Regions from separate parts of the Mus musculus genome. Here all the other regions are linked to region 1. A link is a loop called in an ENCODE intact Hi-C map of the cell type or tissue named here. Cell type or tissue: left cerebral cortex. All regions are shown on one strand.

Region 1 (5,000 bases):
AGTTCTCGGCTAGTCTGGCTACACGGAGAGACCTTGACGTGGGAAACTTCCACCCCTCCCCCATCGCCCGCTCACTCAGACAAGATAACTTACTTGGCCGCCTTTTCCCTTTTACATCGGGACGGTTATTTAACCTATGTACTACATTTCCCAAAATTCAGCGGGCACGACCACGCCCATTTTTCTTTAAGTCTGGAGGGAAAGGAAATTACGCAAAGGGGGTGGAGCGTGACCACGCGAAGTGAAAAGTCTGTTGCGAAAGCAAGCTAACCTGGAGGCTACGGCGAGCAATTTTGAATTTTACTACCGGGAAGCTACCGCATACGATTTGCAATTTTGAATCCTACTTCTACCGGTTGACTGAAGTGCTTTCAATTTTGCCACCTTAGAACTTTAGTTTCCTCATCTGAAAAGAAGGGATAATCACCTATCTAGAATTCACGGTGTTAATCGGATGCACATCCTTTTCTAATTGTATATTTTCCAAATACTTTTTAATACATTTTAACCACCACCACTGCCCTCACCGCCTCCACCCGCACCACTGAAAAGCATGTCTACGGATTTGCGAGACGCACTGAGTAGAGGCTCTTGCCGCCAAATCTGACCACCCAAGTTCGATTCCCCATACACAAGGTCATGGATGGAAGAAGACTGATTCCTGCAAGTTGTCCTTTGATCCCCAACATGCGCACTTGTCACGCGCCCCCTCCCCCAAATAAATAAATAAATAAATAAATAAATAAATAAATAAACGGACGAACGAACGAATGAATAAATACATGTATGAATGAATAAAAGTTTTGTATTTTTTGTTTTTCCTTTTTCCTTCCTTCTCTCTCTTTCTTTCTTTCTTTCTTTCTTTCTTTCTTTCTTTCTTTCTTTCTTCCTTTCTTCCTTTCTTCCTTTCTTCCTTTCTTCCTTTCTTCCTTCCTTCCTTCCTTCCTTCCTTCCTTCCTTCCTTCCTTTCTTTCTTTCTTTTTGTTTTTTGTTTTTTGTTTTTTCGAGACAGGGTTTCTCTGTATAGCCCTGGCTGTCCTGGAACTCACTCTGTAGATCAGGCTGGCTTCGAACTCAGAGATCTGCCTGTCTTTGCCTCCCAAGTGCTGGGATTAAAGGCGTGCACCACCACTGCCCGGCGAATAAAAGTTTAAAGCATATATGCATGTATGAATATGTATATGTTCTTTAAAAATTCATTTTCTGAAGTGCTGAATTCAAATCCCAACAACCACTGAGCCATCTCTCCAGCCCCTATGTATGTGTTCTTGTGTGTGTGCTCATGTCATGACCTAGTGCATGAAACACAATAATTGAAAGTATTTACTGTGTATTAGGCACTATTCTAGTGCTCTCAGCAATGCGCTGGTAAATGGTTAACTGGCTTCTGGCAGGGTAGGGGATTGGGCCTGTTTGTAGCATTTGTTAGTTTCCATGGTTTACATATTATCTATCATCTGGTCAGATTTTAAGTCACCCATGTGTAGTCTAAACACAGGTGCAGCAGGACATCATTATGTATTAATTCGACCATACAAAAAGAGAAATGGCTTCAAGAACATAGGAAATGAATGCGATATAGTCAGATAACTGGGAAGTGATACATTTTGAGTATCTATTATGCATAAAAATCCTATCCACTTAATCGTTAAGTTCACAGTATTATTTTTCTTTCTCTTCCTCTCCCCATGGTTTCAACATAGGTCAAGCTGATCTCCAACCCACAAACCACTCCCCACCTGCCAAGTGCTGAGGTTTCAGCTTTTCCCACCCTAGTGTTCTGAATTTCTTATTTTATTTCTTTGAGACAGGTTCTCAGAGAGTTACTATGTAGCTCTGGGTGTCCTAGAACTCATTATGTAGTCCAGGCTAGCTTCAAATTCGCAGAGATCTGTTTGCCTCTGCCTTCTTAATGCTGAGATTAATCAGCATTTCATTTTAAAGATCAATTTAATTTTATATGTATGAGTGTTCTTTTTCTACATGTATATGCAGAAAACATGCACGTCTGCAGCTTAAGGAGTTCAGGAGGTGTCAGACCCTGGAATTGGAGTCAGGATGATGGTAAGCTATCATGTCAGTGCTGGGAACTGAAACTGGGTTTTCTTCAAGGGCAACAAGGACTTTTGACCACAGAGCCAACTCTTCAGCCCTAGCGTTTCAATATTAACAATAGTTATTTAACAGTCAGTTTACAAAATTCTCAAAATTGAACAAGCTTACTTGTGAAAACCTATATATGTTGTTTCCAGTGTACTGCTGAATTCTTAAAATGTTATTTTTAGGAGCTGGAGAGATGGCTCAATAGTTAAAATGCTCTTAATTCCCAGCAACCACATATGGGTGGCTCACAACCATCTGTAAAGGGATCTGATGCCCTCTTCTGGTGTGTCTGAAGATAGCAACAGTGTACTCACATACATAAAATAAATAAGTAATTCTTTAAAAAAGTTATTTTTAGATTTTATTTTGTTTTGTGTGTGTGCGTGTTTTTGCCTTCATATCTGTATGGGAATCAAAGGCATTCCTGGTGCCTTTTGAGGCCAGAAGAGGGCATTGGATCTCCTGGAACTGAAGAAAAATAGTAAATATTTTATATATTGTGTATCATGTATAAAACCTAGGCATCACCCTATACATATAACATACAGTGTATATGGTAATATGTCTCTATACATTTAGTAAGAAAACTATTAAATACAGGTATACTAGTAACTAGATAAGAGAATGTTTTAGGGGGCTGGTGAGATGGCTCAGTGTGTAAGAGCACCCGACTGCTCTTCCGAAGGTCCAGAGTTCAAATCCCAGCAACCACATGGTGGCTCACAACCATCCGTAACGAGATCTGACTCCCTCTTCTGGAGTGTCTGAAGACAGCTACAGTGTACTTACATATAATAAATAAATCTTAAAAAAAAAAAAGAGAATGTTTTATCTTTAAGGTAGGGTCTTCCTATATAGCCCACTCTGTCCTTAAGACTTGGTCCTCCTGCCTTAGTCTCCATAGCATTGGGATTACAAGTGTGACATACCATGGCCAGCAAATAGATGATGTTTTGTTGGGTGGCGAGAAAGTAAGATGAAAAGAACAGACAATAAAGAAAGGATTGCATTACCCTTTCTTCCTTTTGAGATGAGATCTTGAGAGGTTGCCCAGGCTGGCCTCTACCTTGTGGGCTCAGTCCATTTTTTCTGCCTCAGTCTTCAGAGCAGGAGCGCACACTCTGAGGATATTTGGAGGAAATGCATTGCAAGAAAAGGGAGCAGTAAACGCAAAAGGCTGAATGGGAAGAACTTCGGCAAGCATTCAGAGAACTAAAAGACGGACTCTCCATGTCTTTGAATGGTGGTGGTGCAGGGAGGGTGCGGGTGGGGGGGTTGGGGGGTGGGGGGGGTGGGGGGGGTGGGCGGGGTGGGGGGGGAGGCGATTGTGATGCTTTCTGCTGCCCCCTACTGCCTAGAACAGGGTCTGTTCTCAGTTCATAGCAACTAGCCTTTTGTGGCTGTTTCCTCATTTTCTTCTCAGTATGTTCTGTATTTTCTTTTATTGCCCAAGCACCCAGGGACCTATGCAAACAAGGTAAAGAGTTTTGAGCTGCACCCCCAGCCTCACTTTATGCTTTATTATTAATTTTTTTTTTAAGCAGAGGCTGGTGGTGCATACCTGGCAGGCAGAGGCAAGAGGATTTCAGTGAGTTTGAGGCCAGCCTGGTCTACAGAGTGCACTCAGGCCAGGCAAGGTTACATAGAAAGATACTGTCTCAGAAAAAATTGTGTGTGTGTGCGAGTGCTTGTCTGGAGGTCAGAGGATGACTTTAGGAAATTGGTTCCTGCCTTTCCCTTTGTTGAGCTAGATTCTCTTCTCTCACTGTTTTTGCTGCTGCTTTATGTAGCCCAGGAAGAAGGCAATGCTAACTTCTGGACTCCTGTCTCTGCCTCCCATTGGACTACATGAGTGCCAGGATTACAGATGCATGCCACTTCATTTGACTTTTACTTGGGTTTTGGAGATCCATCTTAGGTCATCTCTCTTGTGTGGCTATTGCATTTATCCATTGAGAAGTGTTGTGGACTCTACGCTGCTACTCTGTATTCTAGAGAGGTCCTAGGAAGAGACAGAAACATCCCTGAAGAACAGGGTTTTTGTTTGTTTGTTTGTTTGTTTGTTTGTTTGTTTTTGTTATTTTAATCTCTGGATAGGGGGCTGGAGAGATGGCTCAGCGGTGAAGAGCACCAGAGGTCCTGAGTTCAATTCCCAGCAACCACATGGTGGCTCACAACTATCTGTAATGGGATCTGATGCCCTCTTCTGGTGTGTCTGAAGAGAGCAATGGTGTACTCATATACATAAAATAAGTAAATAAATAAATCTTTTTTTTTTAAAAGAAATCTGTCTTTTTTTTGTTTTTGTTTTTGTTTTTGTTTTTTGAGACAGGGTTTCTCTGTATAGCTCTGGCTGTCCTGGAACTCACTTTGTAGACCAGGCTGGCCTCGAACTGAACTCAGAAATCCGCCTGCCTCTGCCTCCGGAGTGCTAGGATTAAAGGCATGTGCCACCACGCCCGGCTTTTTTTTTTTTTTTAATATCTCTGGGTGGGGCTGTGACGAGGCTCTGTTATGTGGCAAAAACCACTTAAGGGACCTGAAAGCCAAAGAAGGAGGGACAGCTTGGGATGCAGCTCAGTTATAGAGGAGCACTTGCCTGGTGTGTGTGTGTGTGTGTGTGTGTGTGTGTGTGTGTGTGTGAGGTCCAAGGATGGAGGCTCTAAATTGAGGCTCCATCACTACAGAAGAAACAAAATGTTACATTAAACAAGAAAGGTGAAGCAACATTTTGGTCAGTGGAGCTCAAGAGAGCCTTGTGGGGTGAGAGGAACCTGGCTGCAGTAAACAAGTGTGAGAAAGGAAGGGTTCAAACAGGCCACTGCTCCACAAAAGGGGAGGGAGTGGGGGGCACGGGGGCCCGTGCTCATCCTGCTGGATGCTTCCTATGTCCTGTT
Region 2 (5,000 bases), 79 kb before region 1:
CAAATGTTCAACTGCAACTACAAATCTATTCAGATCCACTTGTGCAACTATATACACAGATATTTTACTTGATGATCACTGTAAACCAAGGATCATCCTAAATATGGATCAATTTCACACTATTTAAATTCAGTCCCCCACAACAAGATAACCAACCCACCTGCCCCCAAGTGATATCAATTCTCAGCTATCAGACTGGCAAATTTTGCGAAACCATTGTCTGGGAGGACAGGAAGAAAGAAAGTGATTTTATACTTCTGAGGCAGTTTCATTATGTTGCTTAGAGTGGCCTTGATCCTCTTGTCCCAGCCTCCATAGTACTGATATCACCATGCTTGGTGAAACAAATGTTTTCTTTTGTCTTGTGTGTGTATGTGTTTGAGAGGTCTCTCTGTGTAGCCCTGGCTGTCTTGGAACTCACTCTGTAGACCAGGCTGGCCTTGAACTGTCAGAGATGTGTGTGCCTCTGCTTCCAGAGTCCCCGGACTAAAGGTGTGGACCACCATATCCAGCAAAACCTTTTCTGTGCTGTGCAGGTAAAACCTGTCTGGAGAGTCATTTTGAAAACATTCCTTGAAGGATTTTGTTTGTTTGTTTGTTTTTGAGACAGGGTTTCTCTGTGTAGCCTTGGCTGTTCTAAAACTTGTTCTGTAGACCAGGCTGGCCTTGAACTCACAGAGATCCACCTACCTCTGCCTCCTAAATGCTGGGATTAAAGGTGTGTACTACCATCACCCAGCTATTCCTTGAAAGTTTTTAAGTAGCCCAGAAATACTACTGCTAATTTTTTCTTAGGACTTTTCTCACAGATTCCAAGCAAGATACACCTATTCACTGTGGAATTATTTGGAAAAAAAAGCAGCCAAACAACAAAACCAAACCCCAGAAACCTGGCAGTGACTTTTAAGATGAGCGCCCTGCTTCATCTTCCCACTCACCCATTTAAGTCAAAGGCTCGGATGAGGATGTGCTGCAACACGTCCAGCGAGGTGATCTGAGGATCCACCGCAAAAGAGCGGAACTCAGGGGACAAGAAGCTCTCACATTTCTGTGGAAAGAGGACAGGGGGAGGCCATGAGGGGGCACATCACCGTGTGGAAAGGGTGGGTAAGGTAAAGAGTGGCAGAAGGCAGGAGTCGAAGACAGGGGAGGGACCAGGTTTTAGGTGAGATGTTCTTGGTTTTTGTTCTGGGCGAGGGGAAGTCACAGGAAGTCTCTGCGCAGAGAAAAGATGATATGTCCTTTGAATTTACAGGGTCCATGTTTGCTCTGCCAAAGCAGACTGGCAGGAACGAAGGCTAATGCAGTAGTCCAGGTGTCCAGTCCTTCCAGAGTCCCTTAAATATGGTTGCCAGAATCACCATGTCCAGCTTGACACAATCAAATCAGTGACTCCCCCCCACCCCCCATAGTGCAAATCTCCCTGTAACACTGTTTGTTGCTCAGATCCTTCTTCAACAGCAAACCTAGGTGCTGGAGCTAGCCCTCCCTCCACTCTGAGATGTATTTATGGCTCTACTGGTATCAAACTGTTGAGAGTTCCTTTGAGTACATGCTTTCCAGACTTCTGTGTGCTGACCTCTCTCAGAGTGAACATCCTTCCCACTTCATCTGGCTTACTAAAACCTTTGCCTTAGAGCGCTAACACCCCAAAAGTGATCTCTGGCACTCCAGTCTGAGCCACCGGTCACTGCTTGCAGGTATCACAACGGGTTCCTTCCTCAGAGTGTGTTATATGTCACAAGCTGTCCTATGTGCCCTTCTCCCTCCTGATTGTCTATTACTTTTGCCCCCAGGCTTCCTTCTCCAACAATATGGGAACCTACAGGAACATACCACACTCATCTAGGTGTTCCCTCTACCTAGAACTCTTCTCCCATCCTAAATGCATATGCTAACATTTTGTTATTATTATTATTATCCAGGTCTCTGTGACTTGAGTCCTCTTTAGGGGATTTTCCTATACAGCTTTGGGTAAAGTAACTCCCTAGAGATCCTAACCTTTCCTATCACTTTCTCCTGATATTCACCAATGTTCAAAATATCTCATTTAATTGTTTTTGTCCCCCTCCCACAAGCACGTGGGCTCAGGGGTGGGACATGGACAAAAGTGAACTCTCAATAGCTATTTGTTGACTGACTTTAGGACTATCCCTTCTGACAGCGACAGCACCTCCTTCCTTCCTCTGGACTCCAGAGGCCCCTCCGGTAACCCTACAACCCACCTCTCTACCCGTAGGCTCCACCCATCCACTCCATTGGCCCTGTCTCCTCTACAGTTCCACACCCAACGACAAGTCCCCAAAACCCACGCCTTCATTCTATCAATTCCGCTCTCCAGCCTCGCCCCCAGTCTCCAAGTCACGCCCCAAATTTCAGGTCTGATGCTCTATCCTAGGACAGTTACGGTCTTTTCGTCCACTGGGCGCCCAAGCAGGCTAGCCTCACCTTGACTCGGACCCGTACCACCTCACGCTCCTCCTCCTCAACCGCCGCGGCCGCCTGGGCACCTCCGACGGGCGGGGGCGCTGCCGAGCACGCCGAGTCCGAGGCCGCGGAGGTGGTTGCCATCCCGCCGCTGTCGTCTCTGTCCAGGTGATAACCGATAGTTACCCGTACCCTAACGTACACCCAACAGTGCGGGCGCCCGCGGCCCCACCTTGCACCAGAGCGCAGGCGCAGAGGTGCTGTAGGACCCTGCCCCTCCCACCTGGCTTGGGCTGGAGGTCGCATCTGAGCATGCGCCTAGAGTGCTCTTGCCTGGAACCCCGCCTCCCAGAGTGGAGAATTTTACTTTTTACTGCCTGTGTGTAAGTGCCTGTCCAGGTCCTGCCTGGCCCGGTCCGTGGCGCCGTTGTTTTGGCAGTTTACTTCCGGATTCATGAACCGCCGCGTTAAACGGACGAGCTTGAGAGAGACAAGAGGGAGGCAAGGAGGCCACAGCGTGCTGACATAAACGTTCCAGAACCGGCTTTGAATTGCCACGTGCCTTTGGTGACAGATGATGTCATCGGTTTCAAATACTTCCCTTCGAATTAATATCCTGAAGGGGGAAAATAGTACTCTAAAGATTTTTTTGTTTAGTTTTTTTCCTTTCTTCCTTTCTTCCTTTCTTTCTAAACAGAATCTCACTAATTTCCCAGAGATAATTTGAACTTCAGTTTTTTTTTTAACCTCAGACTTCCAAGAACTTCCAGGTGTGTGCCACCTTCTCCATGCCCACCTCCCAATCTCTTAATTTACACTTATATTCAAGGATAAAGTTTTACACACGTCTAAATCCTTGTTTATACTTCCTTAAGTAATTTACCAAAAAACAAACATTGTATGCTTTCTGAAGGTCCTACTTCTTTCCTAAACTTTTTTTCCAGGTTTTTTTGTTGTTGTTATTTTTTGTGACATTTTCATATAGTTCAGGCTAACCTTCAGACTCTGTCTCAAAAGTGCTGGACCTACATTGTCTTTGTTTTGTTTTGTTTTGTTTTGTTTTTTCGAGACAGGGTTTCTCTGTATAGCCCTGGCTGTCCTGGAACTCACTCTGTAGACCAGGCTGGCCTCGAACTCAGAAATCCACCTGCCTCTGCCTCCCAAGTGCTGGGACTAAAGGCGTGTGCCACCACTGCCCGACCCTACATTGTCTTTGTTTTACTTAATCATTACAGTTTGTTGAGGTCAGCCCTGTTATAAGCTCTATCTGGTTTATCTCATTGATAGAGCATATGTCTAGTATACAGGAGGTCCACAGCACTTCAGTCACAATAAAAATATGTGTTTGTTAAATATGAGTTAGATCGTTGAACACATCTTATGCTTTTTGTTTATTTATTTGCTTATTTGTTTGTTTTTTCAAGACAGGGTTTCTCTATGTAGCACTGGCTGTCCTGGAACTCTGAAGACCAAGTTGGCTTCAAACTCACAGATATCCTACTGTCTCTGTCTCCTGAGTGTGGGGATTAAAGGTGTGTGGCCACCCCAGCCCAGTGTCTTAAGCTCTTTGAGAAAAAAATGAGATAGGTTTTCACTATGAAGTTCTGGCTGACCTGAGACTCTCCATGTAGACTAAGCTGGCCTGGAACTCTCTTCCTCCAGACTGCTAAGATTAAAAATGGACATTACCACAGCCAGCGGGGGAGTTCAAATCTTTTTCTATATTTATTTACTTATTTATTTATTTAATGTATGTGAGTATAGTGTAGCTTCCTTCAGACACACCAGAAGACGGCATCAGATCCCATTACAGATGGTTGTGAGCCACCATGTGGTTGCTGGGAGTTGAACTCAGAATTTCTGGAAGAGCAGTCGGTGCTCTTAACCATTGAGCCATCTCTCCAGCCCTAAAATTTTTATTACATTTTATTGTATGTGTGCATGTGCCACAGCATGCATGTGACAGACAGTCAAAGGACAACTTTCAGAAGTCAGTTTTCTCCTTCCTCCAGGTCAGTACTGTGCATCCAACTCAGGTCACTAGGCAAGGCAACAAACACCTTATACCCATGGAGCCATCTCATAACCCCTGTCTGTCTATCTATCTATCTATCTATCTATCTATCTATCTATCTATCTATCTATCTATCTATCTGAGATGGTCTCAAGTAGCCCATACTGGCCTTGAACTTGCTATTTAGCTGGAGAAAACCCTGAGCTTCTTGCTCCTGAGTGGCAGGATTACAGGCTGTGCCACCATGCCTGGTTTCATGGGTTGCTAGTGTTGGAGATCAGAGCCAGGGCTTTGGGCAGGCCAGCAATGACTCTATCAGTGACTCTGATTTCTATCTCCAGTGGCTTTTCTCAGTCTGGCATATATTTTTAAAATTTTTTTGGCCTGGGTATTATACATTAAAAAATATATCTCGGGGGGCTGGTGAGATGGCTCAGTGGCACCCGACTGCTCTTCCGAAGGTTCGGAGTTCAAATCCCAGCAACCACATGGTGGCTCACAACCATCTGTAACAAGATCTGACGCCCTCTTCTGGAGTGTCTGAAGACAGCTACAGTGT
Region 3 (5,000 bases), 62 kb before region 1:
AAAAGAATATAACTGGGGATGTATCCGTGATTTAGAGCACTTTCTCTTGCAAAGGACCTGAGTTCAATTCCAAGCACCCACATGGTGGCTCACAACCATTTCTAACTCCAGTTCCAGGGGATCCAACACCTTCTGGCTTCTGTGGGCACATACATACATGCAGTCATAATACTCATATAAAATAATACTCATAATAGTCATAATACTCAAATACACATATAAAATAAAATAAATCTTAAAAAGGGACCATAGCTCAGATCTGAAACCTTATAAAGAATAAAGGCTTGGCTGAGGCCCCTGGCAAGTATAGCAACAAGAAGCGGGCCTGGCTTGTGACAGGAGAGCTAGGTAGAAAATCGAGTAGCCATGAGAAGGAAAAAGGTCCTCCTCACTCTCTCGGTAGGAATGGCAGAGATGTTGACGTATTTGACAAGGTCACCTGTAAAAGAACTATAAACCCTTCTGCGAAACAAACAGCACAAACCTGTCAAAACTGGGTAATGGACTCAAATCCAAAGTCCTTGCCAAACATGCATAAAGATTTCTTTGATCAACAAGTTTTCTCTACCATCTTCACCGGCAAGTAAGTACTGAAATCTACTGCTTAAGCACAGTGCATTAAAAAAAAAAAAAGTCCCCAACCACACACTTTCCTTTTTTTTTTTCTTTTCTTTTGTTTTTGGTTTTTTCAAGACAGGGTTTCTCTTTATAGCTCTGACTGTCCTGGAGCTCACTTTGTAGACCAGGCTGGCCTCGAACTCAGAAATCCACCTGCCTCTGCCTCCCAAGTGCTGGGATTAAAGGCGTGCGCCACCACCTCCCGGCTCACACTTTCCTTAATATTTCCACTCAGTTATATAACACTGCATGGTAGCACATACCTGAAATCCCAACATTCTGCGGGGCGAAGCTGAAGCATTGCCATAGCTAGCCTGGTCTACCTAGAAAGTTCGGGGAAGCTGGGCATGGTGGCGCAGGTCTTTAATCCCAGCACTTGGGAGGCAGAAAGTTCAGGGTAGCCAGAACTAAATAGCAAGATACTACATTCAAACAAACTTAGACATTAAGTAGCTTCCAAGACCTCCAAGTCAGATAAAGAGCTTCTGCTGGGTGCCTAGGTGCATTCCTTTCCTTTGTCAAGTGCAGCAGAAACTCTCTAACTTTGCTTCATTGTGATACCCCCTATCGTTTTTTTCTGACACAGCGGGTTTCAAGGCCGCTGGTACACCTAGGCAGAGGCTCCTGAGGCTCTAAAGAGGAATCATCAGATTGTACTGCCAGCATCATCGAGTTGTACTTCTGGTTGCTAGTCACAGAGTATGATCACAGTCTGGTGGGCGAGTCACTGTCAACAAGCCAGGTCCTAGCACTTTGGGGCTCAGTTTGTTGGAAAGACACAGGAATGTAGTCGGGGTGCACTGCAGGGTCCAGTGGCTGAGATTTAACTGGACGCTACTCCCACCCGCAGGGGGCTGCAGAGATGAGGAATCAGAGCTGCGGCCCCAAGCACCACGTTTCAAAAGCAAGAGTCCAGGCAATTAGTGTGCCACCCTGCAACAAGCTAGAAGTAGCAAAAGCAGGGGTCTCACGGGCGGCGCTAACCAAGAGAAAGGAAAACAAAGCCCAGAGACCACCAATCACAACCAGAACCCTCCACTGTAGCTGCCCAACGAGAGGGCGAGTCTTCCGTCGTCTGGACAACCGATTTAGGGCCCGGGTCCCGCGCAAGCGCAGGGTAGGGCAGGACTCGCAGGCAAACCGCTGTCGTGGAGGGTCTGGGCACGTGGAGGGGCTCGGACAAGCTGGCTGGCACTCACCCCAGGCGGCGCGATCGCAGGGCGACTTCCTAACACAGGCTTGCGACTTTCCAGGAAGACCTGCAGGCTCCCTAATAGCCCCAGTTCCGCTCAGCTCTAGCGCTTCCCCGCCCGATGGAGCGGACCAATAGTGAAGTGGAGAAGGTGGCTTCTGCCAATAGGAGTCCTCCGAATGTCGCAGGCCCTGTCCTCGCCTATGGTGTCATCTTCCCTGTTGGCTGAGACCAAGTCAGGAGTAGGGTGGAGACCTCCAAGGTCTGTGGGCGCTTTCTCCCGATAGCAAATCTATGCTATTCTGAGCTTCAATTTCCCTGCCCTCTTATCAATCGCACAAGATGAGGCTGAAATTTGAAACCCTCAACATTTGCTAGTGACCGGAGTTGCGTGGTCTTCTAAGTTTTCTAGGCAACCAATCAGTTCCCGGACCCATTCTTAGCCCAAATGCAGAGAATACGACAGGTGGATTACATTCAGTACAAACAAACCTAGCGCCCACCAGAGCTCAGAACTCTCCAGTCCTAACAGCATCGGTCACCTTCAAACCCTCACTCCTGCTGAGCAGTTGGTGTAGACTCTCAACAGTGCCAGTTCTTAAAAGCCAAACAGAAGGCATGACGGTAAACAAGTTGGCAAACAGACCTCGTCAGCATTTAGTCAGAATATTGATCATCTCAAACTGTCATTTTAATTATTACCTACGGACCAGTAGGCATCAACCCTTCTTCTGTCTTGCCCTACCCCGCCCCGTTCGAATCTGACGAACCAATCAGTACAGGGATCCCCCAGTTTTCCATGAAGTATTACTAAGCCTCCCCCACAAAATCTGTCCCTGCTCTACGCAAGCAGGACCAGGACCCCGCCATCATAGACTCATTAGCCAATCACAGACCATGTTGAATTCATCGCGAATAGATCACAATTTTATTTTCCCTCTCCACGATTTTCAGTTTCCAAACCTTTATGTGTGGTGGAATTTCTTTGCTTTCCCTTTTTCCCCTCTGATCAGTGAAAAAAAAAAAAAAAAACAAAAAACCAAAAAACCGAGCCTGTTGTGTAAGTTCTACTTTTATTCGACAATAACAAACTGCATATAAAAAAGGGAGACGGCAGGCGCAGAGGCCCTGGATCTGCTCCTGTCTGCTTTCCCAAGTATCCATCGTTCCTTGGCCCAATAAGGACCACCCCCTTCCTGCCTGGTGGCGGGGTGAGGATTGACAGGCATAGAAAGTTGTGTGTGTTCCTATGTTGTGTGGAGGGGTGTTGGGGGTCAAGAATGGATAAGGGAAAAGGAGTAGAGAAAGGGTCTTTTCTCATCCCCCATCAGAGTTGGCACCCTAAGGAGGGGTATTGAAGGGGATTATGATGGTCATATGCCTCAGCCTATGAGACGGTAGAAGATCCAGCATCCAAAAGTGACCCAGTGACTGGCCCAGCTGAGCTCTGACCACTTGTGGACAGTGTATGCCATGCCGTAGCCCTGTGGGAGAGAAACAAGTCATGATTTTGAAATTCAACAAGGACAGTGAGTCTCCGGAAAACCCATCTCTTGCCCAGGGATCTTTGGTATTTCATATTCCTGAGTAAAAGAAGGGTCTAGGTGCTTATCAAGGGTGACCAGATACAGTTTGGTTTCTTCTTCTTTAAAGATCATTTTAAGGGGCTGAGTATACAGCTTGATGGGAGGGTCTACATGGGGAGGCCCCAGGTTTTGATTTCCAGCACACCAAAAAGAGTTATTTTAAAAATATGTTGGATGTGGTGGGTCATGCTGATCCCTGAGGTCGTTTGTATATGAGACCACTAGAAATCTGAGTGTCTACCAATACAGGACAAAGTAAACCCTGACAAATTCTTGCAATGAAAAAAAAAAAAAAGGAAGACTGTGTACTTAAAAAATTGGGGGAAGCCAGACGTGGTGATGCACACCTTTAGTCCCAGCACTTAGCACTTGGGAGGCAGGCCGATTTCTGAGTTCGAGGCCAGCTTGGTCTACAGAGTGAGTTCTAGGACAGCCAGGGCTACACAGAGAAACCCTGTCTCAAGGGGAAAGAAATTAAAATATAGAGTGTATGTTTTTGATATGCTTTGAGGAAGTGGGTTAATAGAATAAAATTGAATGTGTGCACATTTTGCAGTGAGTCTCTACAATACTTACTTTTTTGGTTTGTTTTAGGGGTGCTAAAGATCACATTCCAAGCATGGCAGGCAGACAAAGGCTCTACCACTGAGCTATACTCCCAGCCTTAAAGTCTTTTTTTTCAAGGCAGGGTTTGTGTGTGTGTGTGTGTGTGTGTGTGTGTGTGTGTGTGTGTGTGTGTAGCCCTGGTTGGCCTGAAGCTTACTATGTAGACCAGGCTGGCCTCAAACTCACAGAAATCCACCTGCCTCTGCCTCCTGAGTGCTGGGAGTAAAATCATGTACTACCACAGCCAGAACTAAAATGTTTTAAGAAGTGGTAAAGCCTGACATGGTGGTGTGCGCCTATAATGTCGATTTGGGAGGCTGAAACAAAGAGCAACGTTTTCTCTAAAAAGAAACCAAAGTGGGCTTGACGGCTGACTCTCGTAATCTTTCTTTTTCTCAAGACAGCGTTTCTCGGTGTGGCCTTGGCTGTCCAGTAACTTCATCTGTAGACCAGGCTGGCCTTGAACTCAGAGATCCGCCTGCCTCTGCCTCCTGTGTCCTGGGATTAAAGGCGTGTGCCACCACTGCCCAGAGACACAAGTAATCTTCACACTAGGGAGACTGAGATTTGACAAACAAGTTTCAAGTCAGCCTGGACTGAAATGATAATAACAACAAAACAAAACAAAACAAAACAAAAAAAAACACCCAGAGCTTTACCTACTTACTTTTTTTAGGAGACAGGGTTTCTCTGTGTAACCCTGGCTGTCCTGGAACTCAGGCCAGCCTATAGAACTCCATGAACCAGGCTGGCCTTGAGCTCAGAGACAGGGCCTGCCTCTGCCTCCTGAGTGCCTAGCTGCAAATTCAGATTCTCTACACTCAATCTGAAGGAAAAACTTTTTTTTTAAGATTTATTTATTTATTATATGTAAGTACACTGTAGCTGACTTCAGACACACCAGAAGAGGGCATCAGATCTCATTACAGATGGTTGTGAGCCACCATGTGGTTGCTGGGATTTGAACTCAGGACCTTTGGAAGAGCAGTCTGTGCTCT
Region 4 (5,000 bases), 110 kb before region 1:
TCTGATGATAACAGGTTGACGCAATGCCAATCTTCAGGTCTCACCTACATTTTGTGTGCATGCCCCATCTCAGTTGTCATAATTGTCTCTGTAATTTCCTCCTGAGTAGCGGTCATAGCCACCCTGGCTTCTGGGAAAAAGCGATATTGTTTTACAAGAATGTATTCTACATTGTAGACATTAAACACTAAAAACTATACATGTCATGTTTCATAATAGCAGATTCACAATAGAAATGTTAGTCAGTTTTCAGGTGATGGAGACTGTATTCTTGAGATTGGTACATGGTGGGCACGGGCAATTGACCTTTGATATATCCAAGCCACATAATACTCTTAAAAAATGTATAATAAACAGGATACATAAAATATGAGCACTATGTAAAATTCCCATTTTCAGCATAAACTAGATTTAAAAACACTGGTACCTGACTATCCCAACCTCTCAATACCCACCTGCCACTGTAGTCTCTAGACCGCCCATACCCATATCCATATCCTCCAGGACGACTGTCATATCTTCCACTTCCATATCCCTGGTCTCCACCACCTACAGAAAAATATTCAAATAGTAGCTGTTCAGACATAGGCTCTTAACATTAAATAGCGCTACTTAATCTCATAATCAAACCATGACTGCACTTACCTCTAGAGTAACTGCGACCACGCCCACCAAAGGCACCCCCTCTGGATCCCCTGGCAGACTTTCCTGCATGATCAACTCGGATTTGGCGCCCATCCAGGGACTAGGTATGGGAAGGAGACAGACACAAGGAATTGTCAGTCACAGTAGGGATGAGGGAAGAATGGGCACAGGCAGGTAGGTGTAGGCAAGAGCCCAGAAATTCCTGCTGGGCACCAAATTCTGGGTGCCTCGTCCAAGCCAAGCTCCGCTGACCAGAATGGCTTCACCAGGAGCTATGGAATCCCACAAAAAGACCTGAATCCACCGGTCTCCCCTGCTACTACTTACATCTTGACTGAACTCAGGCTGACGTATCCTCCCCACTCCTCTAAGCTGCCCGACTATTAGGGCTAGACACCTCTCTCGGTCTGAGGCTTCAGAGTCCATCCCAGCAGACTCACGAGGTCCTCTCCGGTCCTCTGCCAGGCCCACAGCTCTGCAGACTCTACTACCTAAGCCCAGAGCAGGTCAACCATCCACAGGTGGCTTCTCCGCCTCATGCAGGACCAGTCGTCGCCTCCCAGGCAGCCCGGCTCTGTCTGCCGCTGCCCTCCACCCCCTAGAACAGAAGGCAGTCATGCTCCTGTGAGTGGCCACGCTGCCCCTGGCAGACATAGAGGGAAAACAGAAAGAACGAAGAAAGTGGCAGACAGGGAGACGGCCCCTGTGCAGGCAGGAGGCCTCACCTCTCCATTCATAGCTCTCATCGCATCTGAGGCATGCTCTGGGTTTGTGAAGGTGATGAAGCCAAAACCCCGGGATCTTTGAGTCTCCCGGTCCTTGACAACAACCACTGGGGGAGGGGCAGAAAGACAAATGTTAGAACCCTAACATCTAAGTAGAAAGTAATAGCCAGGCACAGCCACAGATCAAATAGCACTTGGGAGAATTAGGACCCCGCCAACCCCCCCGCTCCTGTTTAAAAAAAAAAAAATCCTGTATCCAACTGAATTTATTTCAGCCTAACCGTTACCGTACAGACATGGAAGTTAAAGAGAATTTCAGGTTTTAGTTCTAGACTAGCTCTTCTCCACCAACCCTCAACCCCGGGGCTGGTCCATGGCTCACCCTCAGAGATAGGCCCAAAGCTGCTGAAGTGGTCTTCAAGTGCCTGTTCATCGGTGTTGAAGTTGAGCCCTCCTACGAAGAGTTTCCCTTCTTCAGACGACATGGCAGAAGGCAAGTCCTAAAGGGAGTGCACGAATTATTGGGGAGTCAATGTGGCAGGTAGTGAGGTGTACAATATCCGGATACAGAGAATTACAGCGAAGACAGAAAATGGGTTAAAAGAGACAATTCAAATGGCAAGAGGCTCGGGAGCAGAAAAGGCGGGAACCAGCAAGGCTGGGTGAGCCCATCCGCCATTTGATGACTCCTATCGCGCATGCCCACAACATCCCAGGCTGCCACGCCCGTCATTTTGTACGGTCGCGCAGGCCTACAGCAGCATTGCATTTCCTCTTTCCCCGCAGAACAAGATGGCGGCGGTCACGTGGGAAGGGACAGCCGGTACAGGTTGGCGCGTGGTCCCCGCCGCCGCCCGAGCCCGTGCCTTCCGGCATTTCTCCCGTTCCGATGCAGCACGCCCGCCTCACAATGAATACATTTTTGCCTTCGAGCCTGGGACTAACCCTCCTCAAAGCTCAAGCCCACATATCAGCGGCCACAACTCTTCCTGCCCTCGTCCCTCGCCCATAGAGGGCAAGGAAGTGAGGTGGGGAACGAGCGCTGAGCAAGGCGAAGGCGCTTACCTGGAAATTAAAAGTCAGAGGACGGCAGAGACGACGAGCTCGAAGGAACCGGGAGAACAGAGAGACTGCGGCGCGGGAAGACGCCTGATAAAGCGTGCGTAGCCGAGACGTCACACAACGTCCCCCAGCGCGCCCTGGCGTGCGTGCTCATTGGTTGAGGCCAGCGGGGGGGGGGGGTTGGGAAGAGGACGAGGAAGGCGGAGGCAGCAATTTGCCTCGCCGCTTCCGGGAATCGAGAGGAGCTTTATGAGTTCAGTGCGTTCTCCTATAAGCATCTCCTTTCTGCCCGAGAGACTGGCCCCCTTTCCATCTCAAACGGTTGGATCCATAGAGCCTTTTCCTCCCTGACGTCATTTTCAGTGTTTTTGACGTCATCTCTCCCTTTCCATAGGAAGTCCTAACTGACAGTAGGTCGGTGCCAGCGAACTGCCGTCCTCAGAAACCAATCTTTTCTTTTTAGACCTTTAACTGCATATCCCTTAAGGCCCCGAGGCCTTCAGAGTTCTTCCTGTCAAACCTTACATTTCCGAATGCTTAGCCCCTCCTCCTAACATATAGCTGTGTGTTAGCGGACTCCTTCCCTTGGTGTCATCCTCTGACTTAAGTTTGCATCCTTATCTGACAGTCTCTTTACGCCTGATAATGCGTTCAGCAAGCCAGGTAGCCTAGCTTCAAAGGATGCAAATCTCAATCCACTAAACGAATTTTACTCTCTATTCGGGATACTGGGTCTTGATCGAAAGGATGAACTTTTGCAGTACATAATGAAATCCATAGCAAGTAGTGTCTAAGTCCACTGCCTGACGATGTGATCTTTCCCAGCCTTCAGTGCCTAATAACTTGTTTGCCTCCAGGAACTCTACATTGTTGACTCCTAGAATAAATTTGTTCAACATTGTAAAGGCCTGCCTCCCACTCCTCCACCAACCCCACCACAAATCGATTTGCTACCCTTTGGATGCCATTCATCTGTAATTCCTGGTAAGCTTATTCCCACATTTCTCAGTGATTTTCATGGATTTTTATTAAATTTGTAAGTAGTTATCTTTAGTTGAATACTTTTTGTTGTTCTAATATTTCTCACCCTGTGGTCTGTCCCTCACTGTATGCTCAGGTCACCCTGGAACTCATAAAACTTTTGCCTCAGCCTCTTCAGTGCTGGGATCATCACCACAACCAGCGTGTCTGTACTTTTAAAGAAATCCTCCCTGCCCAGGTCCCAAAGATACTCTTCTGCAGCTTATTACGTTAGCTGTATACTTTTGCTTTTAGTTTAAGGTCCTCAGTCCTTCTATAGGGTTCAGCTCAGTGGCAGAGTGCCTTCCTAGTATGTGCAAGTCCCTTGGCTTATATCCCAACAAAGAGAGAGAGCTGTGTCTGCTTTTACTGTGCCATTGAACCAGATGCCTCATCACCATCTATCAGAAAACTGAGGCAGGGTTGTGAATTGGAGCTTTAACAAGTTCCAGGCTAACTTTAGCTAGCCTATGGTGAGACCCCGTATTCAAATAAGCAAACAAAAATTGGATGATTTTTGAAATTGCATTTAATGTAGAGTTGAGAATAACGTCATATTACGTGAGGGTTTAAGGTATGTGCACACTGATACTGTTCCCATTAAGATCTGGCACTTTAGTTGGGTATGATAACTTAGACCAGAAATCCTAGCACTTGGGGAGCCTGGAGCAGTAGGTTCTTGCATTTAAGGCCAGCCTGGGCTACCTAATTAGTTACACCCATCTGCCAAACTCCCAAGAAAAACGCCAGACAAAAGAATTGGAGCCTAGTTCTCTTGCCCCTTGAGTATGGACTGGACTTAGGGGAGCAATTATAATGTGCAAAATAATTGAAGCACAAGTCAGAGTGTGTCGTGACTGGGTCGCTGAAAGGCACTTTGGTTTTCTGTTCTCTCATGCAGGCTGAGCTTTCTGTGACATGTTTGCTGGTTTATCAAGAGCAGTCCTAAAGAGGGGACTAAAGTGACACGGAACTGTGATATACTGCCAAGAGGTACAGGAACAGGCCTTCCTAGAAGTGGATCCACACCTACACTACTGTGTAGGCTGACACCTGGATGGATGGTATATGAATGCTATGAATCAGAGTCACCTAGCTAGGCCAATCCCAGAACCCCGACCGTCTAAAACCACAGATGTTTGTTTTGTCTTGAGACTGTGTAACTCAATTTGTGAATTGGTGCTTAGTTCCCTTGCCCCTTGAGCCTCACACAGGCTCGAACTTAATGCATGCAGCAGCATGCCTGATATACTCATTAAGCTTTGTGCTAATTTGATATCAATAGATACCTAATACATCTTCCCAGCAAAGAGCATGAAATATCTTTATTTACATCACACACACACACACACACACACACACACACACACACACACACAGAGCAAGTGTAGGGAAGGGAGGGAGACAGGGTCTCTATGTAGACAGGGTCTGTATGTATTCTAGGTTGGCCTGGACCTCACCGCATAGCCCAGGATAGCTTCACACTCTCAATCCTCCTACCTAGCACTACAGATGTGCATCACTGTGACTAACTTTATCTATTTATTT
Region 5 (5,000 bases), 50 kb before region 1:
TAATACACACTTGCCGCTTCCCATTTCAGTCATAGAACTTGTTTCTAGTGGTACAACAGAAGGACATCCAGACACAATAGTGTTGGAGTGTCAGTCACACATGGAGTCACAGAGCCAAATCTTGGTCAAACAGACATCCACAGACAGACACACTTGGTCTCTGTGCGGTAATGGGGTAGATGGTCAGCCAGATTCAGATGTCTGGAAGCAATTGGCCCAAGGCCCAGCCCTGGTCAGCCCACTTGCCCTCAGCACCTGCCCTCATTTACCTGGCTTTGCGTTTCTTGCTGTAGTAACAGAAGACAGACAGAAGCATTAAGAGACAGGCTCAGAATTGGGAAGACCCAGCCTTCTACCCAACCCCCTCACTGCTACACGGGGGGCCTTGAAGGCTGTGCTCACTTGCGAAGGAGTCGGTCACCGTCGAGGGGGATGAAGTAGGGGAAGAGGTAGGGGCCCACACAAGTGGACAGTACAAGGCACAGCAGGGCCAGCGCCAGGCTCCGGGCCACCTTCTTCAGCCATCGGCGGCTCTGTGGGATCAAGGATCCATGAGCACTGCCCCATGGCGGCTCCCACAGTCCCTGCCCACCTGGCCACCCAGAAGCTCACCAGTGGGCGGCCTTGGACAGCCTGTAGGTAGCTGTGGAAGGATATCCAGGGCCCAAAGACGATGGTGCCCACAAAGTAGAGGTAGCCCATGAACTCCACAGGTGAGGGCACTGCACCCACCTCGCCCCGGTCCAGGTCGAAGCCCAGAGACACCGCCTTCATGGCCACGATCATCTGGGCCCCTATGTGTGGGGCCCATGGTCAAGTGTATGGATAAGAAAGCATGTCACCATGAAAGATAGGGCGCACCAAGTGTGAGATGAGAGGAGAAGGGAGACACAGTGATAGGTAGAAAGAGACAGAGACAAAGATGTCAGGGGAAAGGGAAGCCTGCACTGTATGGTGGTTGGTTTATGAAGGGGAAGGTCCAGGAGGGCTCTCAGGAGGTGAGGAGGGCAGGTGGGAGGGCAGAGAGCTACCCACCTCGCATCTTGTGCCATGTCACGGTGTCCACCATGTGCATCTCACTGAGGAAAAAAGGTGATGGTCTTGGGCCTATGCCTCCTAGGGCTTTGGACACTACCGGGGGCACGGAGGTATTGAAGGGGTTCTGCCTTCCTAACCCATATAACACATTAAGAAAAAAAAAATCCCCAGGACCCCCTCCTCCAGGGAAAGCCCATGTTCAACCTATCCTGTACAGCCTCACGGAAGGACACGTGTTTCAGGTCTCCTTCTGGAACACTCGTCATCCTCTCTGGTCCCTGACTCCTTCACTTTCTTAGAATCTCATGCCATCCTATCTTGGACCACTTCATCAAGGCCTTGGGGACCCCCCCCCGCCTGCCTTCTGCCAACAAGGGGAGGGTGAGGATGCACACCCATACCCCATGAGCAGGTAGATGAGGATGGTGACGGAGAGGAAGACGCCTCGGTGGGAGGAGTGTCGGCAGAGGAACAGCACGAGGTAGCACAGGAGGCTCAGCAGCACGACCCAAACCATGTGCAGCTGGAAGAAGTGGTAGAGGCTGAAGAAGCCACCTGCCACGGTGCTTGCATGCTTCAGGTAAGACGGTAACCCTTAGGGGGAGAGGGAGAGGGAGAGACAGAGGCAGGGTGGGAAAACAAGAAGCGGGAGGTTGGTAGGCTGGCAAGAGAAGAAGGACTTGGGCAAAAGCCTAGAACATGCTGGGGTCTAAGGGGACCCAAAGCTGGTACTGGAGAGCTGGCACGTGTGGCAAGGCCTGGGTTTAAAAAGCAACATCTACCAAGGACATTTCAGGGACCCTGAAAGGAAAATTTATCAATTGATGTTGGACAGGACTGCATCCATATTAAAATGTCACAGGGGTGGGGATGATGGATGCGGCTAGGGTTCTGTATGGGGTGGGATTGTTCTCAAGGACCATATGCGGAAGGACTTGAGGTGAGGGGTCCTGATGCCATCAGGTTATTGAAATGATTCAGAAAGAGGAGGACGGGATAGACAGGCAGGAAGACAGAGCAGTCTATTGTGGCTAGCTGTGAAACCAGGGTGACTGGCTTTTATATGTAAATGTATATTAATATTGTTTCAGCTTTTCAGTAGCTTTGACATGTCCCAAAATAATAAAGCTGGGGGGGGGGGAAAGAAAGCACCCACTTAAGATGAAGAGGAAAGAGTTGATTAGAGAACGTTTGATTTTCACAAATGCCTGTATCCTAGAGGAATCCTGGGGATTTCAGAACTTTCCCATTTGGATATTGACTTTGCTATAACTGCAGGAACATTATAGAATCAAAGAATCCAGAAATTTCACAATGTCCTGATTATAGACATTCATAATGTCACATTTTTGGAAGTCCAGCATGTGAAAATGTCAACTTGGCAGACTCTTCATACCTAGTAACTAGGACGCTTTGGGATAGGATACTTGTAACAGCAGCATTCCAGGATCTGATTGGAACACCTTGGAACACAGACAGTTCCGGATCCCACCGTCTCAGAGTGCAGGAATGCTGAAGGTCATGTCTTGGTTTAACAGGATGTGGCTTGCCATGGTGTGGCTTGAGGTGGCTGTATGTAAAGGATGTGTTGTGGTGGAATTGGGGCTTAGCTTAATGGGATATGATGGGGCTGGACCTGTAGGGACCTGCTTTGGCATTGCAGGACGTTGCATGGTAAGATGTGGTGGGGTAAGGTGTAGTTTGATATCCATGAATGTCACAGATAAGATAAAATCTGTTGTGGTGGAACACAGTTTGGTAGGCACTTACCCAGCCTCCAAAGGAGGCGGCAGGCGAAGCAGATGGTAAGAAGCAGCCAGATCTGGTCAAGGCCCTGTTGGACAGTAGGCAGGAGACAGCCCTGCAGTAGCTGCTGGAAAAATTCCTGGCGGCTGAAGGTGGCCATTGTGGACCCACACAGATGGATGGACAGATGGAGCTGCCAAAGGGAGGACACAGAGGGAGTGAGATGTCCGTGGTGCTGTCCACAATCAAGGTTGGGATTTGAGCACTCAGGACTTCAGCTTGGGGCTGCCAACCCCCCAGGGTGCTATTGGAAGGCTTTGGGGGAGGATATGAATATCAGGTACATCGGGCTGAGCCACCAACTGTGATATCAGCGGGTGTTCTGGATGCCCTGTGACCCGCAGGGAATGAAGGACCTTGTGTATCTAGAATGTTGTTAACAGTCTTGTTCAATGATGATAAAAATGATATGCATTCTAGACCTATATATCAAATGGGGCGGAAGAAGTGGGCTCCTTCGTTTCCAAGGTAGTCACTCAATGTGGAGTGCAGAAAGGGGGAGTCTGTGACACTTAGGGGCCGTGTGCATCTCTCCTTGTATGGATGTATCTTCCGCGAGCTTCATCTCACCCTACTCAGCAAAAAGCCGGCAACAAAGCCTTGCCCTGGTCGAGGGACTGCAGGAAAGTGGAAGTGCCGGCAGGGAACATAGCAGGGAGGGAGTCCTATAGGTGATGCGGACTAGGTCCCAGGACAAGGGGTATAGATCCGCGCCCCGCAGGCCAGCTTAAGGATGGGAACGTGGGAACCGCGCGCACACTACTGGAGACCTACCTGGCAGAAAGGAAGCCGTGGTCCTGGGGGCCGGGGACGCGCACCGCTGCCACTGTCGCCACCTCCTCCTGGCAGCCTCCCCCGCAGGCCGCAAGGCCGGGACCAGCAGTGGCTCCCAGGGCGGCGCGGCCGAGCGGGCCCTTTAAATCCCGGGGCGGGCTAGCAGCTGAGTTCCTCCAATCCGAAAGCGGGAGCGGGGCGGGGACCAGGAGGAGTGAGCCCGAGCATCGCGAGGAGGAGGAGCAGGATTGAGGGGCGCGGGGCGCTGGAGCACGTCGGCGCACAGAAGGTTCACCGGTACCTTTTTCAGGCCACTTGCCATTCCAGCTCAGGAACGTTCGGGGCGCAAGAATTTCCCAACTTCCAAGAAAACACTTCCTAATGATTATTTTATAAACCTTGAGAATCAGAATGGAAAAGATAGGGAGGGAGGGGGCTAGCCCCTTTTCTGCCAAATGCTCGCCCCAATAGTCCCTCTTGCATTCATACTGGCGTGACCCTTGTCACAGCTGGAAAAAAAAGCCATTGTTTCTCCTTTTCTATCTCTTAAGGAATCTGAAGGAATTTCCAAGTGTTCTTTAGCCCCAGGGAACAGATCGAAGCTTTTGTCCGTAATGACTGTGTCACCTAGGAACACTCACTAAGTGCCTTATCGACCCCCTAAGGGTTAGTAGTCGGCATTTGGTTTATCATTAACTGAATTTGTTTGCTTAATTCCTCAATAGAATGGGCCCTGTAAAGAAACTAGAAGGAGGCTAAGAACACGCGCAAAAAAAGAAATAAAAAAGAAAAAAACCAAAAAAAACCAACCAAACAAACAAACAAAAATCCCAGGATCTGATAAAGATCTGTCTGTATTGGTTTCTGTGTATCAACAAAAGGGTTTGTGCAGCACTATTCTCTACTGAACCTGAGATACAGTCTTGGGCATTCAATTCTATTCTTAGGCTGATGAAACCTTCAACTCCCAAGAAGAGCCCATTTCCCCTAAGGCGCACTTATAGGGCATTAAGGGGGCTTAGCTCCAAATGTGAATGTGAACGGAGAAACACACCCAGGTCAATCTTGACCTCATTCTGACCCCAGGAGCTAAGGAAAACAGGTTCTAATAAGATTAATGCTTGGCTGTATGGAGTTAAGGAAGTTGTGCCCATTCACTCTGGGCGGTGTCCCTTTCTGTTAAACAAAAGGGCGGGATTAGCAATTCTTGGTTAAGAGAAACTGCCTGTTTCTGTCCCTGCTGTCTGAAGATGCAACCCATGGCCTCCTTGTGCTTTCTAGGTAAATGCTCAGTCGCTGAGCTTTTTAACATGTATTCAAATGGAGTAAATTAATAGTCACGTTTACAAATGAAAAAAAATATTTAACACCATGGGTATGTA
Region 6 (5,000 bases), 91 kb before region 1:
TAAATAGATGGACACTTTTCTGATGTAAAGAAATGGCTCACCAAGGGGCTGGAGAGATAGCTCCTCAGTTAGGAGTATTAGATGGACTTTCAGAGGAGACAGGTTCAAATCTCAGTACCCACAAGGCACAGCTCACAACTGCCTGTAACTCCAATCCCAAGTCATCTGACCCTGTCTTCTGGCCTCTATGAGCACAGTGCATGCACATGGTACACAAAAACGTGCAGACAAAACACCATACACATAAAATATGAATAAATTCCAGAATGAAAGCCAAACACAACTTAAGACCATTTTAGGCCAGGTGTGGTGCCACATGCCTTTAATCCTAGCACTTCAGAGGCAGACGCAGAGGCAAGGGGATCTCTGAGTTTGTGGCCACCCTGGTCCAACAAAGTTCCAAGACATCAGGGCTACACAGAGAAACCCTGTCTCAAGAGGTGGTGGGGGAGAAAGAAAAAGAAAACAGAAATGGCTCATCAATTGGCCAGGGCTAGTTAGCATACAGTGTAGACAACTAGGCTCCCTCAGAGCCCATTCACATGCTGATGAGGGTGGTGGATAGCTACAAATACATTCACAGGAAATAATACACATAGATTTGGGGTGCTTTTTTTTGTTTTTTTGAGACTGGATCTCTGTATAGCTCTGGCTGTCCTGGAACTCACTCTGTAGCCCAGGCTGGTCTCAAACTCACAGAAGTCCACCTGCCTCTGCCTCCTGAGTGCTGGGATTAAAGGTGTGTGCTACCACTGCCTGACTTATAAAATCATAAATATATATTTAAAAAGTGGCTCATATTTGTGAGCCAGATAGGCACAAGTTGACAGTCAGCATGGGCTACACAGTAAGTCCAAAGCTGATATAGGATATATTGTGAGAACCTGCCTCAAAAAGCAGGAGTGAGCCGGGCATGGTGGCGCACGCCTTTAATCCCAGCACTCTGGAGGCAGAGGCAGCCGGATGTCTGAGTTTGAGGTCAGCCTGGTCTACAGAGTGAGTTCCAGGACAGCCAGGGCTACACAGAGAAACCCTGTCTCAAAAAAACAAAAACAAAAACAAAACAAAACAAAACAACAACAAAAGCAGGGGTGGGGTGGAGTTGAAAAGAAAAGAAACTTTAAGATAAACCTGGCACACATAAATAGAAAGCTCCAGCAACAGTATGACCACAAACAGTGTCAGCCAGCCAACTCTACTAGTAGCCCATACCTAAAACCTATAATGCTGGTACTTGGGGGGCAGAGAAGGAAGGATTGTATGAGACCAAGAGAGGAAGCAGGGAGAAGAGAGGAAACAAAGAAAAACGGGGGTGGTACGAGGAAAGGAGGTAGGGAGTGAGAGAACAAATATACTTTCAAAGGCTAAAAGGAGTCAACGGGGAAAGAGAAACCATTTATGAAATACTGATAAACAGTAGGGAAATTGAAAGTGTGTTTAAAAACAGGCACAGGATTTCTGCAAACACAAACCTGTCGAGTGAGAAAACCTGGCATGGGCTAACAGAGGCTATAAATAGTCTTTACATAACCCACTTTGGGTGAGTGTGCACACATTTCCTGCAGACACATCCAAGCATTTCAATATGGGCTTCTGGCCCAGACCCTATCTGTGGTATTATATAATATATATGATACATACTACATTTTCATCATAAAGTTGTCAAACTTGCCAAACCTTAAACTAATATAGAAATCAGAAAGGCCGGGTGTGGTAGCCCACGCCTTTAATCCCAGCACTCGGGAGGCAGAGGCAGGTGGATTTCTGAGTTCGAGGCCAGCCTGGTCTACAGAGTGAGTTCCAGGATAGCCAGGGCTACGCAGAGAAACCCTGTCTCGAAAAACCAAAAAAAAAAAACAAAAAACAAAAACAAAAACAAAAAAACAAAAACAAAAAAAAAAAAAACCCCAGAATTCTAATGTTTTCCCCCTGAAACTGCATGAAATTATTTTAAGATTCACAAGAACAAATTCATGTTTAAGAATAGCTAAGAAAAAGAACATCAGGAGGATGACAAAGGCTTTTTTAAAAATTAAAACTGACCACAAAAATCACTGTCATTAAACATAATAGTGTTAGCCCTATGTAAATCCCAGCACTTGGGAAGAAGAGGCCGGTGAACCTCTGTAAGTTTCAAGCCAGCCAGGGCTACATAGTAAGACCCCATCTAAAAAAAAGTGTGTGTTATATATATATAGTTACACACACACACACACACACATACATACATATATATGGCTAGAGAGATGGCTCAGTGATTAAGACCACTAGCCAGGCGTGGTGGTGCATGCCTTTAATCCCAGCACTTGGGAGGCAGAGGCAGGTGGATTTCTGAGTTCGAGGCCAGCCTGGTCTACAAAGTGAGTTTCAGGACAGCCAGAGCTATACAGAGCTATACAGAGAAACCCTGTCTCAAACAAACAACAAACAAACAAACAAACACCACTAACTTCTTCCCGAGGTCCTTGTACTTCCAGGGCCTACACAGTGGCTCACAATCACCTTAATTCCAGTTCTAAGGGGTCCAATGCCTTCCTCTGGCCTCCAAGGACACCAGGCATGTAGGTGGTACACACACACACACACACACACACACACACACACACACACACACACACACCCCTAAGGGGTATAAAGAAGGTATAAAAGTCTTTGGAGCTAGAGTTACAGGCAGCCATGAGCTGCTGCATTGTTGGTGCTGGGAAGCAGCAGAACTCAGATCCTCTGAAAGCACTATGAGTTCTTAACTGCTGAGCCAGCTTTCCAGCCCATACCTTTTCTTTCTTTCTAAAATATATTTCTCTCTATGTGTATGAGTGGATTTACCTGCACGCATGCTTGTACACTTTGTGCAAGCCTGGTGCCTATGGAGGCTAGAAGAAGGCAGCAGAGCCCCTGGAACCTGAGTTAAAGACAGTTTTAAGCTAGCATATGGTTGCTGGGAACTGAAGCCAGGTTTCTGCAGTAGCAGCGAGTCCTCTTACTGAGCCAGCATCCAGCCCCAGCCCTAGAGCTTTTTGTTTTTTGTTTTGAGATGGCCTCACTAAGCTGCCTAGGCTGACCATGAACCCACTGCGCAGGCAGGTCTTAAACTTGTCATCTCTGCCTCAATCTCGCAACTATCTCAATTGTTTTCCCTTTGTGTTGGGGGAGAAAGAGGGAGAAAGTTTCTGATTATGTAGCCTAAGCTGGCCTTGAGCTCACAGAAATCCTTCTGTCTCAGCCCGATTGCAGGGGCTTACAATAATCCTCCTGTCTTTGCTTCTTTCTGCTTCTTGATTGCTAGGATCACAGACATGTGGTCCTCTACCCAGCTGTTTCGGTGAGCATTGTAGAGGACTTATGCATACTACTACTGTACAAGCATTCTTTTTTTTTTTTTTTTTTTTTTTTACTTATTCATTTACTATATGTGAGTACACTGTAGCTGTTTTCAGAGACTCCAGAAGAGGGCGTCAGATCTCATTACAGATGGTTATGAGCCACCATGTGGTTGCTGGGATTTGAACTCAGGACCTTCAGAAGAGCAGTCAGTGCTCTTAACCACTGAGCCATCTCTCCAGCCCTGTATAAGCATTCTTATACTATTAAGTTACATCTCCAGCCCCAGACAGTTTTTTTTTCTTTCTTTTTTTTTTTTTTTTTTTTTTTGCTTTTCAAGGATTTCTCTGTGTAGGCCAGGCTGGCCTCAGGAAGCAGAGGCAGACAGATGTCTGAGTTTGAGGCCAGACTGGTCTACAGAGTGAGTTCCAAGACAGCCAGGGCTACACAGAGAAACCCTGGCTCAAAAAACCCAGATAGATAGAGAGAGAGACAGACAAACAAGGAAACTATTAGTAGCAATAATAATAATAATAATAATAATAATAATATAAAGAAAATTATCACAAATGTCCAAATTGGTTCAAGGTCCTGGCTTGATAATCTACCAAGTGTAGAGGCGAAATGGGCTCCTCAGAGAGACTCAACCTTCCACTGAGTCACATGCTTGTTGCTTTCAGAGCCATGAAAATGGACTCAAGGGGCTGGAGAGATGGCTCAGCTGTTATGAGCCACTGGGCTCATAATAGAGGACCTTAGTTCTATTCCTAGCACACACACTGCAGCCCACAACTATCTGTAACTCCAGCCCCAAGATCTCTAATCCTCTTCTGTCCTCCCTGGGCACCAGGCATGCACATGGTGCACATATTCACATGCAGGCAAAACACCTATACACAGAAAATAAATAAGGAAAGCAATATGATCTCAAGAATGCCATTAACAGGGCTGCAGAGATGGCTCAGTGGGTAAGAGCACTGGCTGCTCTTCCAGAGGTCCTGAGTTCAAGTCCCAGCAACCACATGGTGACTCACAACCATCTATAATTAGATCTGATGCCCTCTGCTGCAGGTGTACATGCAGGCACAAGGCTGTGTATATTTAAGTAAATCTTTTATTTTTAAAGAATGGCATTAACAATATTATACTACACAGTCCATATACTCGACACTTAAGAGTATATCATGGTCTTCCAAAGCATTTGGGTTCAATTCTCAGCAACCATGTTGGAGCTCACAACTGTTTGTAATTCCAGTTCCAGGGAATCCGACACCCTCACACAGACATACATGTAGGCAGAACACCAATGTACATAAAATACAAATAGCTTTAAAACGTTTTATAAAAAGAGTATAACATGTAGATCATAAGCCAATTGTATATAAATATGAATATACTCTCATGTCCCTACATATGACTAAATTTGTTTGTAAAGAGTAAAGGACCTGTAAGGTTATACAGCAAACTGATCACTCAAGCAGAAGGTGTGTGTGTGAGAGAGATGTATAAAGTTAAGCATAGTGTTCCCTAGAGTATGTAGGACTTTTGTGTTGTTTTGTTTCGCTTTTTGAGGCAAGGTTTCTCTGTGTAGCCCTCGCTGTCCTGGAACTCACTCTGTAGACCAGGATGGCCTCGAACTCAGAAATCTGCCTGCCTCTGTTTCCCAAGTGCTGGGATTA

The links. A loop is a pair of places that touch in the nucleus more often than their neighbours do. Peaks named below come from ENCODE experiments on the same cell type or tissue, not always from the same donor. Only the 100,000 strongest peaks of a DNase experiment are listed, where the experiment ranks them.
Region 2: it touches region 1 in a loop (2.8-fold over the local background); 3 of 42 quality-filtered maps call a loop at or near these places.
Region 3: it touches region 1 in a loop (2.4-fold over the local background); 14 of 42 quality-filtered maps call a loop at or near these places.
Region 4: it touches region 1 in a loop (4-fold over the local background); 8 of 42 quality-filtered maps call a loop at or near these places.
Region 5: a loop joins it to region 1, with 3 times the contacts of the local background. A loop is called at or near these places in 13 of 42 quality-filtered maps.
Region 6: a loop joins it to region 1, with 4 times the contacts of the local background. A loop is called at or near these places in 5 of 42 quality-filtered maps.

Annotation. Positions count from the first base shown.
Region 1 is chrX:8,252,536-8,257,535 of GRCm38, forward strand. No RefSeq gene overlaps it. Among named protein-coding and RNA genes, the nearest start is that of Ftsj1, 2.6 kb to the left of the region's middle. In left cerebral cortex, CTCF peaks have their summits at 2,389 (motif pointing left) and 3,476 (motif pointing left); DNase peaks (open chromatin) are centred at 149 and 2,372; H3K4me3 peaks cover 745 bases; H3K27ac peaks cover 474 bases.
Region 2 is chrX:8,173,263-8,178,262 of GRCm38, forward strand. Tbc1d25 (TBC1 domain family, member 25) reads right to left here and starts at 2,662. Exons shown (of 6, transcript NM_172478.4): 1 at 2,449-2,662; 2 at 939-1,048. The coding sequence starts at 2,571. In left cerebral cortex, a CTCF peak has its summit at 2,518; DNase peaks (open chromatin) are centred at 2,332 and 2,746; H3K4me3 peaks cover 1,536 bases; H3K27ac peaks cover 638 bases.
Region 3 is chrX:8,190,984-8,195,983 of GRCm38, forward strand. Ebp (phenylalkylamine Ca2+ antagonist (emopamil) binding protein) reads right to left here and starts at 2,529. Exons shown (of 5, transcript NM_007898.3): 1 at 1,818-2,529. It overlaps Porcn (porcupine O-acyltransferase), which reads right to left. Exons shown (of 15, transcript NM_023638.4): 15 at 2,863-3,294. The coding sequence ends at 3,193. In left cerebral cortex, a CTCF peak has its summit at 3,011; DNase peaks (open chromatin) are centred at 1,369, 1,977, 2,600, 2,974 and 1 more place; H3K4me3 peaks cover 1,997 bases; H3K27ac peaks cover 1,132 bases.
Region 4 is chrX:8,143,203-8,148,202 of GRCm38, forward strand. Rbm3 (RNA binding motif (RNP1, RRM) protein 3) reads right to left here and starts at 2,678. Exons shown (of 7, transcript NM_001166410.2): 1 at 2,436-2,678; 2 at 1,753-1,870; 3 at 1,371-1,477; 4 at 646-745; 5 at 456-549; 6 at 49-127. The coding sequence starts at 1,855. The coding sequence ends at 70. Rbm3os (RNA binding motif protein 3, opposite strand) reads left to right here and starts at 2,225. Exons shown (of 3, transcript NR_033561.1): 1 at 2,225-2,529; 2 at 3,290-3,416; 3 at 4,354-4,762. In left cerebral cortex, no CTCF peak of the experiment used is centred here; DNase peaks (open chromatin) are centred at 2,131 and 2,562; H3K4me3 peaks cover 2,230 bases; H3K27ac peaks cover 1,143 bases.
Region 5 is chrX:8,202,757-8,207,756 of GRCm38, forward strand. Porcn (porcupine O-acyltransferase) reads right to left here and starts at 3,769. Exons shown (of 15, transcript NM_023638.4): 1 at 3,619-3,769; 2 at 2,809-2,977; 3 at 1,440-1,632; 4 at 1,036-1,079; 5 at 613-794; 6 at 403-533; 7 at 270-287. The coding sequence starts at 2,944. Gm33135 (a long non-coding RNA gene) reads left to right here and starts at 2,951. Exons shown (of 3, transcript XR_878043.1): 1 at 2,951-3,034. In left cerebral cortex, no CTCF peak of the experiment used is centred here; DNase peaks (open chromatin) are centred at 2,566, 2,961, 3,371 and 3,798; H3K4me3 peaks cover 1,953 bases; H3K27ac peaks cover 1,686 bases.
Region 6 is chrX:8,161,714-8,166,713 of GRCm38, forward strand. All of the region lies in intron 3 of Tbc1d25 (TBC1 domain family, member 25), which reads right to left. Among named protein-coding and RNA genes, the nearest start is that of Tbc1d25, 12 kb to the right of the region's middle. In left cerebral cortex, no CTCF peak of the experiment used is centred here; DNase peaks (open chromatin) are centred at 1,555 and 2,880.